2 separate regions of the Homo sapiens genome follow, and region 2 is linked to region 1. A link is a contact called in ENCODE Hi-C or POLR2A ChIA-PET data. All regions are on one chromosome and are shown on one strand. The core of a region is the stretch at or near the end of the contact, and the rest is flanking DNA. Distances in the headings are between cores, read along the strand shown.

Evidence for each region. A loop is a pair of places that touch in the nucleus more often than their neighbours do. ChIA-PET counts read pairs that join two places held with the same protein, here RNA polymerase II (POLR2A). Pooled maps may share reads with other maps.
Region 2: a pooled map shows a loop between it and region 1 (2.3-fold over the local background). The contact joins the promoter of FAM229A here to the promoter of HDAC1 in region 1. A Hi-C loop is called at or near these places in 10 of 168 maps with a recorded cell type or tissue (B cell, CD4-positive, alpha-beta T cell, CD4-positive, alpha-beta memory T cell and 6 more), 2 of 37 single-sample maps with no recorded cell type and 22 of 50 pooled maps. POLR2A ChIA-PET finds 5 or more read pairs at or near these places in 15 of 52 experiments (CD4-positive, alpha-beta T cell, CD4-positive, alpha-beta memory T cell, HepG2 and 11 more).

What each region holds. Positions count from the first base shown.
Region 1 is chr1:32,289,621-32,293,702 of GRCh38, forward strand. It overlaps HDAC1 (histone deacetylase 1), which reads left to right and starts at 2,463. Exons shown (of 14, transcript NM_004964.3): 1 at 2,463-2,598. The coding sequence starts at 2,550. RefSeq lists a silencer at 2,177-2,586 and enhancers at 3,197-3,256, 3,328-3,902.
Region 2 is chr1:32,360,589-32,364,504 of GRCh38, forward strand. FAM229A (family with sequence similarity 229 member A) reads right to left here and starts at 1,897. Exons shown (of 3, transcript NM_001167676.2): 1 at 1,370-1,897; 2 at 1,142-1,288; 3 at 682-947. The coding sequence starts at 1,503. The coding sequence ends at 845. TSSK3 (testis specific serine kinase 3) reads left to right here and starts at 1,951. Exons shown (of 2, transcript NM_052841.4): 1 at 1,951-2,258; 2 at 3,007-3,724. The coding sequence starts at 2,114. The coding sequence ends at 3,668. LOC124903933 (a long non-coding RNA gene) reads left to right here. Exons shown (of 3, transcript XR_007065642.1): 3 at 1-740. RefSeq lists silencers at 1,179-1,478, 1,629-1,828.

The DNA.
Region 1 (4,082 bases), core at 1,213-3,712:
ATCTCGGCTCACTGCAACCTCCACCTCCCGGTTTCAAGCGAATCTCCTGCCTCAGCCTCCTAAGTAGCTGGGACCTACAGGCACACACCACCACGCCCAGCTAATTTTTGCATTTTTAATAGAGACGGGGTTTCACCGTGCTGGGCAGGCTGGTCTCGAACTCCTGACCTCAGGTGATTTGCCCACCTCAGCCTTCCAAATTGTTAGGATTACAGGCATGAGTCACTGTGCCCGGCCTCCTCCCCATTTTATAACAAGGGAAATGGAGGCCCAGAATGGTTAAGTAAACCCACCCAGGGCTAGCTGAGAATTAGCAACAGAGAACTGGGAGTAGAATTTGTTCCCTGGCCCTTTGCTGTTTCTATTATAAGCCACCCAGTCTTAGATTTTCTGTTACCTTATAATTAATGACTCAAATGCAGTTTCTGAGTGAGAAACACAAGTCCCAAACACTCTTTAAAGAGGCATAAAGATGTATCTTGTTGTTTTCTTTTGTTTGAGACAAGGCCTGGCTCTATTGCCCAGGCTGGAGTGTGGTGACATGATCTTGGCTCACTGCAACATCTGTCTCCTGGGCTCAAGCCATCATCCCACCTCAGCCTCCTGAGTAGCTGGAACTACAGGAGCGCGCCCCCACACCTGGGTAATTTTTCTATTTTTTGTAGAGATGGGGTTTTGCCATGTTGCCCAGGCTGGTCTCGAACTCCTGAGCTCAAGTGATCCACCCATCTTGGCCTCCCAAAGTGCTGGGATTACAGGCGTGAGCCACTGTGCCCAGCCTCTTGTTGACTGTAGGACCACAAGTTGGCGGCTAACTTAGAGCAATGTTTGGCACACAGGAAGCACTCATTAAATATTGACATTATTGTAGTTATTTTAATAGCCCAGCATTGCACTTTTAGGTCTTTCAGCTTTCAGTGATGATCAGTTGATAATTGATGATCTGGTGGAGTGGTTCTTAATGGTAGAGTTGGGGGCAATTTTACACTCCCTTACACCCCACTAATCTTCCCCCCAACCCAATGGTAAAGCTATTGCACAGTACTTGGCAATGTCTAGAGACAATTTTGGTTGTCACAGCCTGGGGGGAAGGTGCTACTGGCATCTAGTGGGTAGAGGCTAAGGATGCTGCTTAATTTTTTTTTTTTTTGAGACAAGAGTTTCACTCTAGTTGCCCAGGCACAGAACAGCTTCACAGAAGCTGTTAATGCACAGAATAGCTTCCTACAAAAAAGCATTACCTGGCCCAAAATGTCATTAGCTACCAGGCTGAGAAACCTGCCCTCCTAGGCCGGGCGCTGTGGCTCACGCCCGTAATCTCAGCATATTGGGAGGCCGAGGTGGGCGGATCCTGAGGTCAGGAGTTCGAGACCACCTGGACCAACACGGAGAAACCCAGTCTCTACCAAAAATACAAAATTAGCCGGGCATGGTGGCACATGCTTGTAATCCCAGCTACTCGGGAGGCTGAGGCAGGAGAACCGCTTGAACACAGAGGCAGAGATTGTGGTGAGCCGAGATCACACCATTGCACTCCAGCCTGGGCAACTAGAGCGAAACTCTTGTCTCAAAAAAAAAAAAAAAAAAAAAAACAGGGAAAGAAAAGAAAGGAAACCTGCCCTCCTATCATAGGATAATCCCATTTCCTCCTGTCTAAAGAGACGCCTACTTAGTCATCCTGGGTGACTGCATCAGGGAGGTAGATTTTGGAGTCTGAAAGGCTGGGTTCTGTCACTTTGTTACAGTGCCTCTGGTGCAAAGAAAGCATTTTAAAAACCCTGTACAATTAAAAAATTGAATTTAATTACTTTGTGTAACTTTGAATAATTCACAGAAGTCTGAACTTCTTTATCCTGTCCTGTAAAATGGAGGTAAAAAGCCCTTGGCCGAGAGCTGTTTTGAGGAAAAACTGAAATAACATTGGTAAAGTGTCGCACAGTACTTGGCACACAGCAGCCCCTCGACAAACATTAGCTTTCTTTCCCTTTCTTGTCGGTTTCTTCCTCTCCAAACCCGCGTGTTGCTTTTCTTTTTAATTATTTTTCTGTAGCCCTCCTTTGCGGCCACAAACTCGCTTTCTAACCCAGGTTCAGCCCTTTTATTGGCTGAGTGACCTTGTGCAAGTCACTTTTCCCCTGTAGGCCTCGGTTTATTCTCCGTAAAATCAGAAAGTTGGCCTCCGATCTCCAAGCACGCTTTTCACGACGAAGTGGGACTGTTAAGTTTACAGAGCTGCTTTCCTCCCCCGGGACTGATGGTACGGTCCCCGGGCGGCTCCCCACCCATCTGTCGCAGACCTTGGTACAGGCCCAGGGGGCCCTCGGCGGCCTCTCCGGGCTGCCCTTGCCCCCTGCCGAGTTCCGGGCCCGTGTCTGCGCAAGCTGATTGGCTGGAGCGGTGCCCGGGCTGCGCGGCTATAGGTGAGCCCAGGAGGGGACGGGCGGGGCGGGCCGGAGGCCCGCCCCCTCCCCCCTGGGTCGGACGCTGAGCGGAGCCGCGGGCGGGAGGGCGGACGGACCGACTGACGGTAGGGACGGGAGGCGAGCAAGATGGCGCAGACGCAGGGCACCCGGAGGAAAGTCTGTTACTACTACGACGGTGAGCACCGTCCTCGCGGCGGGGGCGGGGCCAGGCCGGGCCGGACCGGGAACCTGGAGGCTGAGGCTGGAGCGCCGATGGGAGGCTGCGGGAGGCTGAGGCGCTGGGGAGAGGCTCGGAGAGGAGGCTGCGAGGGGGAAGTCGAGGCTGAGGGAGGAGGCTGCGAGGAAGGGAGATCGAGGCTGAGACCAAGAGGGGATCGCGTGGGGGAAGCGTGAGGTAATCTTGATGGGAAGATTCTGAGGAAGTCTGATGTGGAGAGTTTGAGTGGGACTCCTAGAGGGGAGGGTGCGTCGGAGCGGGGAGGCTGAATCTGATGGAGACGGCTGCAAGGATACATTTTCTTGCCGAGAACCCAAAGCTCTTCCCTGCCCCGTCCCTTCCTCATCTTTTCTGGGGGAAGAGTCCTGCACGACTGGTTGCCCGCCTCCCCTCCCCCAGCCTCTGAGCGGGGCCTGCGGTTGCTACTGCGACGTGGGGCGCCAGGGGTTGCAAGGAGAAGGATGCAACCTGTTAAAACAGACTTCTCACTTAATCTCTCAAGCAGGTTACTGTGTTCGAGGAAGTGTTGAGGGGCTGGGGCCGTGGGGTTGATCGGGTCACCCTTCCCAGTGACCGAAGTTCTCTCCGTGTCAGAGCTCAGAGTGTTAGGGGAGCACAGAGAAGAGGCACCGAACTCCACCTGAGGAGTCAGCGAAGGAGGGGACATCTTAGTTAGGACCTGAAGAACAGGAGTTCTTAGCCAGGCACAGGGAAGGCAAAGATAACAGCAAGTTTCAGAGGCAAGAGAGAGGACAGGACCTTTGAAAAACAGGCATTTGGCCGGGCGTGGTGGCTCACGCCTGTAATCCCAGCACTTTGGGAGGCCGAGGCTGGTGGATCACCTGAGGTCAGGAGTTCGAGACCAGCCTGGCCAACATGGTGAAACCCCGTCTCTACTAAAAATACAAAATTAGCCGCGCATGGTGGTGTGCGCCTGTAATCCCAGCTACTCTGGAGCCTAAGGCAGGAGAATCCCTTAGAACCCGGGAGGCAGAGGTTGCAGTGAGCTGAGATCGTGCCACTGCACTCCAGCTTGGACAACAGAGCGAGGCTCTGTCTTAAAAAAAAAAAAAAAAAAAGATGTAAATAGGGACCGGACCATGAAGGGCTGGGCATGCTGTCCCAAGGAAGTTGGACTTTATTGAGGGCACTTGTGAGTGATTCAAGTTTTATGCAGGTTATTGACATCATCAGGTTTATACCTTAGAAATTAAAGTAATGGGGGCCAGGTGCAGTGGCTCACACCTCTCTAATCCCAGTACTTTGGGAGGCTGAGGCAGGCAGATCACTCGGGGCCAGGAGTTCAGGACCAGCCTGGCCAACACGGTGAAACCCCATCTCTACTAAAAATACAAAATTTAGGCTGGGCACGGTGGCTCACGCCTGTAATCCCGGCACTTTGGGAGGCTGAGGCGGGCGGATCATGAGGTCAGGAGTTCAAG
Region 2 (3,916 bases), core at 647-3,146, 70 kb after region 1:
GGATGGACTGGGGCAGCTCCAAACCCTTCCAATAAGGAAGGTCCCAGGCACCTAGGGCCACAAAGAGCAAGTCGCAGAACTTTGTCGCAGAACTTCTCGCTCGAGAGGATTAAAATGGGTCTGGTCGGGTGCCTGTAGTCCCAGCTACTTGGGAGGCTGAGGCAGGAGAATTGTTTGAACCTGGGAGGCAGAGGTTGCAGTGAACAGAGATCATGCCACTGCAGTCCAGCCTGGGAAACAGAGCGAGACTCCATCTCATAGATAGATAGATAGATAGATAGATAGATAGATAGATAGATAGATAGATGATAGATAGATAAGATAGATAGATAGCCTGGTGTGGGTGGCCTATGGCTGTATTCTATGTTACTTGTCGGTCCACCTCTTCCTCCTGTTCCCCGCTTCTGTGGGTTGCCAGGGTCCAGCACAGTGATGTGAATTTCACCGGAGAATCACCAGAGGGTTAGAGAGATGGACCAGGGCAGGGCCCAAGGGAAAGGCTGCCCAGGAGGGGTCAGGACCAGCAAGATACGAGAGGAGTGAAGTGGCGTAGGTTGAAAGGCGGAAGGGCGGGCCCCTAAGGCTGGGTCCAAACGAGGAGGCTGCGGAAGGGAAAGTGTTATTGGACTGGGCAGAGCAGCTGGTGGGCCCGACGGATAGACATACACTGCCAGCCCGGAGTGGAAAGAACAGTTTGTGCTGTGCTTTATTAAAATGTGCATCATTCTTTTATTTTAAAATGTGCATCATTGTCTCGTGCTCGGCGCATGCGACCTCAGCGTGGTGGCCCGCTGGGGGCCTCGTTCCCGCCCAGCTCCCGCGGAGCCGCAGGGAGCAGGCGCACTCACGTGGCGCGGGCCCGGGGGCTCCCGCCCATGGCGAGGTAGACGTCGATGGGCACGTGCAGCAGCGTCAGGCAGTGGCATCCAGGGCAGCGACGAAGCGGCCTGGGGAAATTGACGCGCGACAGGGGCCGCTGAGGCAGGGGCTTGGCCCATCCTGTGGGGCGCACCCAGGGAGTGCACCTGGGGTCCCCGGGGGTCCGGACGTGGATGCGGGGTCCTGACTGCTGGGGGCGCCAAGTGGGACGGAGGGCGGGGCCGCGGGACGGGCGGAGGCGGGGGTGGGGCGCGGGCCTTACCTGACCGGGTTGTGCTCCGTCGCTACCGCCTCCGGGCTGTCCTGGGACTCGGGGGCGGCGGCAAGGCCACGGGAGTCTCCGGCCTCAATGGGGAATCTCCGACCCTGCGGGGGCTCCTGGGCGCTCATGTCCAAGCCCCGGGGCGCTCTGCGCGGGGAGTGGCGGTCAGGCCTCTCCCGGGTCGCCGGGCGCCGCCGCCTCGCGCCCGCCCCCTGGGCCGTCGCTCACCTCCCGGCGGTTGAGACCGGTCCCAGGCTAGAAGCAGCTGCCGGAGCCCTGGCCGCGGGAGAACGCTCCGGTCCAGGCGGAGCCGGGCAGGTCTCTGTGGCGTGCCCGGGCCCGGGCGTCGAGGAGGGCAGCATTGTGACCCGGGCCGCGGCGCGCTGACCTCACAGAGCACGTTCCTCCCACTGGAGAACCCCCAACGGTGCCCCCTGCCGCCCCTGGCACTCAGCGCGGGCCAGAATCGGGGACTGGAGGCCTCTGGCCATGGCGCCTGGAGACGGGGTCGCGCAGACCCCGGACACCCGAGGGGGGCGCAGCAGGCCAGGGCAACCCGCCGCGAGGCGGCGTCCACGCCGAGGAGCCGCGCATTCCCGGTCCACACAGACGCGGCGGAGCGCCCTCCCAGGCGGGACTACAACTCAATGCCTGGCACGGGGGCGGGCTCGGCGGTGACTTAATCCGGGCTGAGTTTGGTGGTGGTAGTGAGGGCAGGTAGGGGCACTGCCCATTTTGGCCAAGGGTCACACAGCATCTACATCACAATTGCACCGGAGTTTAAAAATGTCTGGCCCTGTCCCTCCCCACCACCCGCCGCTGTGTCCAGACAGAGAATGTTCTAACGCTGGGGGCGGCTGCGGATGAAGTCCTTGGGGAGAAAAGGAGCAGGCCAAGGGCGATGGTGGAGTAGAGCTGCCTCTCAGAGGCAGCATGAGCTGAGAGGGTGATAGGAAGGCGGCGCTAGACAGCATGGAGGACTTTCTGCTCTCCAATGGGTACCAGCTGGGCAAGACCATTGGGGAAGGGACCTACTCAAAAGTCAAAGAAGCATTTTCCAAAAAACACCAAAGAAAAGTGGCAATTAAAGTTATAGACAAGATGGGAGGGCCAGAAGGTGAGCCGGGGCCCCTTTGGAGGGAAGGAGGGAGGACTGGCTGAGGTGGGTGGGTGCTTCCTCCTGTTTGTTAGAACGATCATTCGATCATTCCCTGCTCCCGCTGGCCTGGAACCAAGCAAGCCCGATGGCAGCTCTGGAGTGGGTCAGTGGGGAACAGAGGGGTTCTGGGAGTCCAGGAACATTACACCCCCCCAGAATGCAAGATGAAAGTGGCATGAGGTGAAGGATCCTCAGAGGCAAAACCTGAGCCAGGCTTTCCTTTCCGGCAGGGGAACAGAGACTGGCAGAGGCCACAACCAGGGCTGGTAGAGAACAGGGGCTGGTGCCAAGGCCCGTGGAGATGGGAAAAAGGAAGACAGGGCTCATGGAAAGAATTGTGGGGTCAGGGGACAGTGGCGGGAGGAGCTGGCTCACCACCCTGTGGACAAATCAGGCCTTATAATTTGTGATTCTGTGGCTTTGTCTAAAAGTCCCTAAAGCACCTTGATATCCAGTCTCACAGACTGCTCACAACAGTCCACAAGGCTGGTGGGGAGTGCTTCTTTTGAATGATATACTAACGACAAAAATAATAGAAGTGAACATTCTTTGCAATGTCCAAGCAGCTAGACACACTTAAGACCATTAAGAAAGCCAAGAAATAAGACCCAGACAAGGTGGGCAGAAGTTGGAAGGCAGGAGACAGGTGTGAGGAGGTGGGCCTTTCTGATCTGCCAGCCCATCTCTCCTCCCCTTACTTCCTCAGAGTTTATCCAGAGATTCCTCCCTCGGGAGCTCCAAATCGTCCGTACCCTGGACCACAAGAACATCATCCAGGTGTATGAGATGCTGGAGTCTGCCGACGGGAAAATCTGCCTGGTGATGGAGCTCGCTGAGGGAGGGGATGTCTTTGACTGCGTGCTGAATGGGGGGCCACTGCCTGAAAGCCGGGCCAAGGCCCTCTTCCGTCAGATGGTTGAGGCCATCCGCTACTGCCATGGCTGTGGTGTGGCCCACCGGGACCTCAAATGTGAGAACGCCTTGTTGCAGGGCTTCAACCTGAAGCTGACTGACTTTGGCTTTGCCAAGGTGTTGCCCAAGTCACACCGGGAGCTGAGCCAGACCTTCTGCGGCAGTACAGCCTATGCTGCCCCCGAGGTGCTGCAGGGCATTCCCCACGATAGCAAAAAAGGTGATGTCTGGAGCATGGGTGTGGTCCTGTATGTCATGCTCTGTGCCAGCCTACCTTTTGACGACACAGACATCCCCAAGATGCTGTGGCAGCAGCAGAAGGGGGTGTCCTTCCCCACTCATCTGAGCATCTCGGCCGATTGCCAGGACCTGCTCAAGAGGCTCCTGGAACCCGATATGATCCTCCGGCCTTCAATTGAAGAAGTTAGTTGGCATCCATGGCTAGCAAGCACTTGATAAAAGCAATGGCAAGTGCTCTCCAATAAAGTAGGGGGAGAAAGCAAACCCAAAAACCCGCTTCTAAAATGGTGATATATATTTTACGCTTTAAGTTTACTTATCCTAAAACTTACCTACATCTACCCCAGCCTTACTACTACTCTTTCCTTTTAGAGATCTTCATGGAATCAAAGGGCCTCATTCAGACTTCCTTTTTTTTTTTTAAGAGTCTTGCTCTGTCGCCCAGGCTGGAATGCAGTGGCACG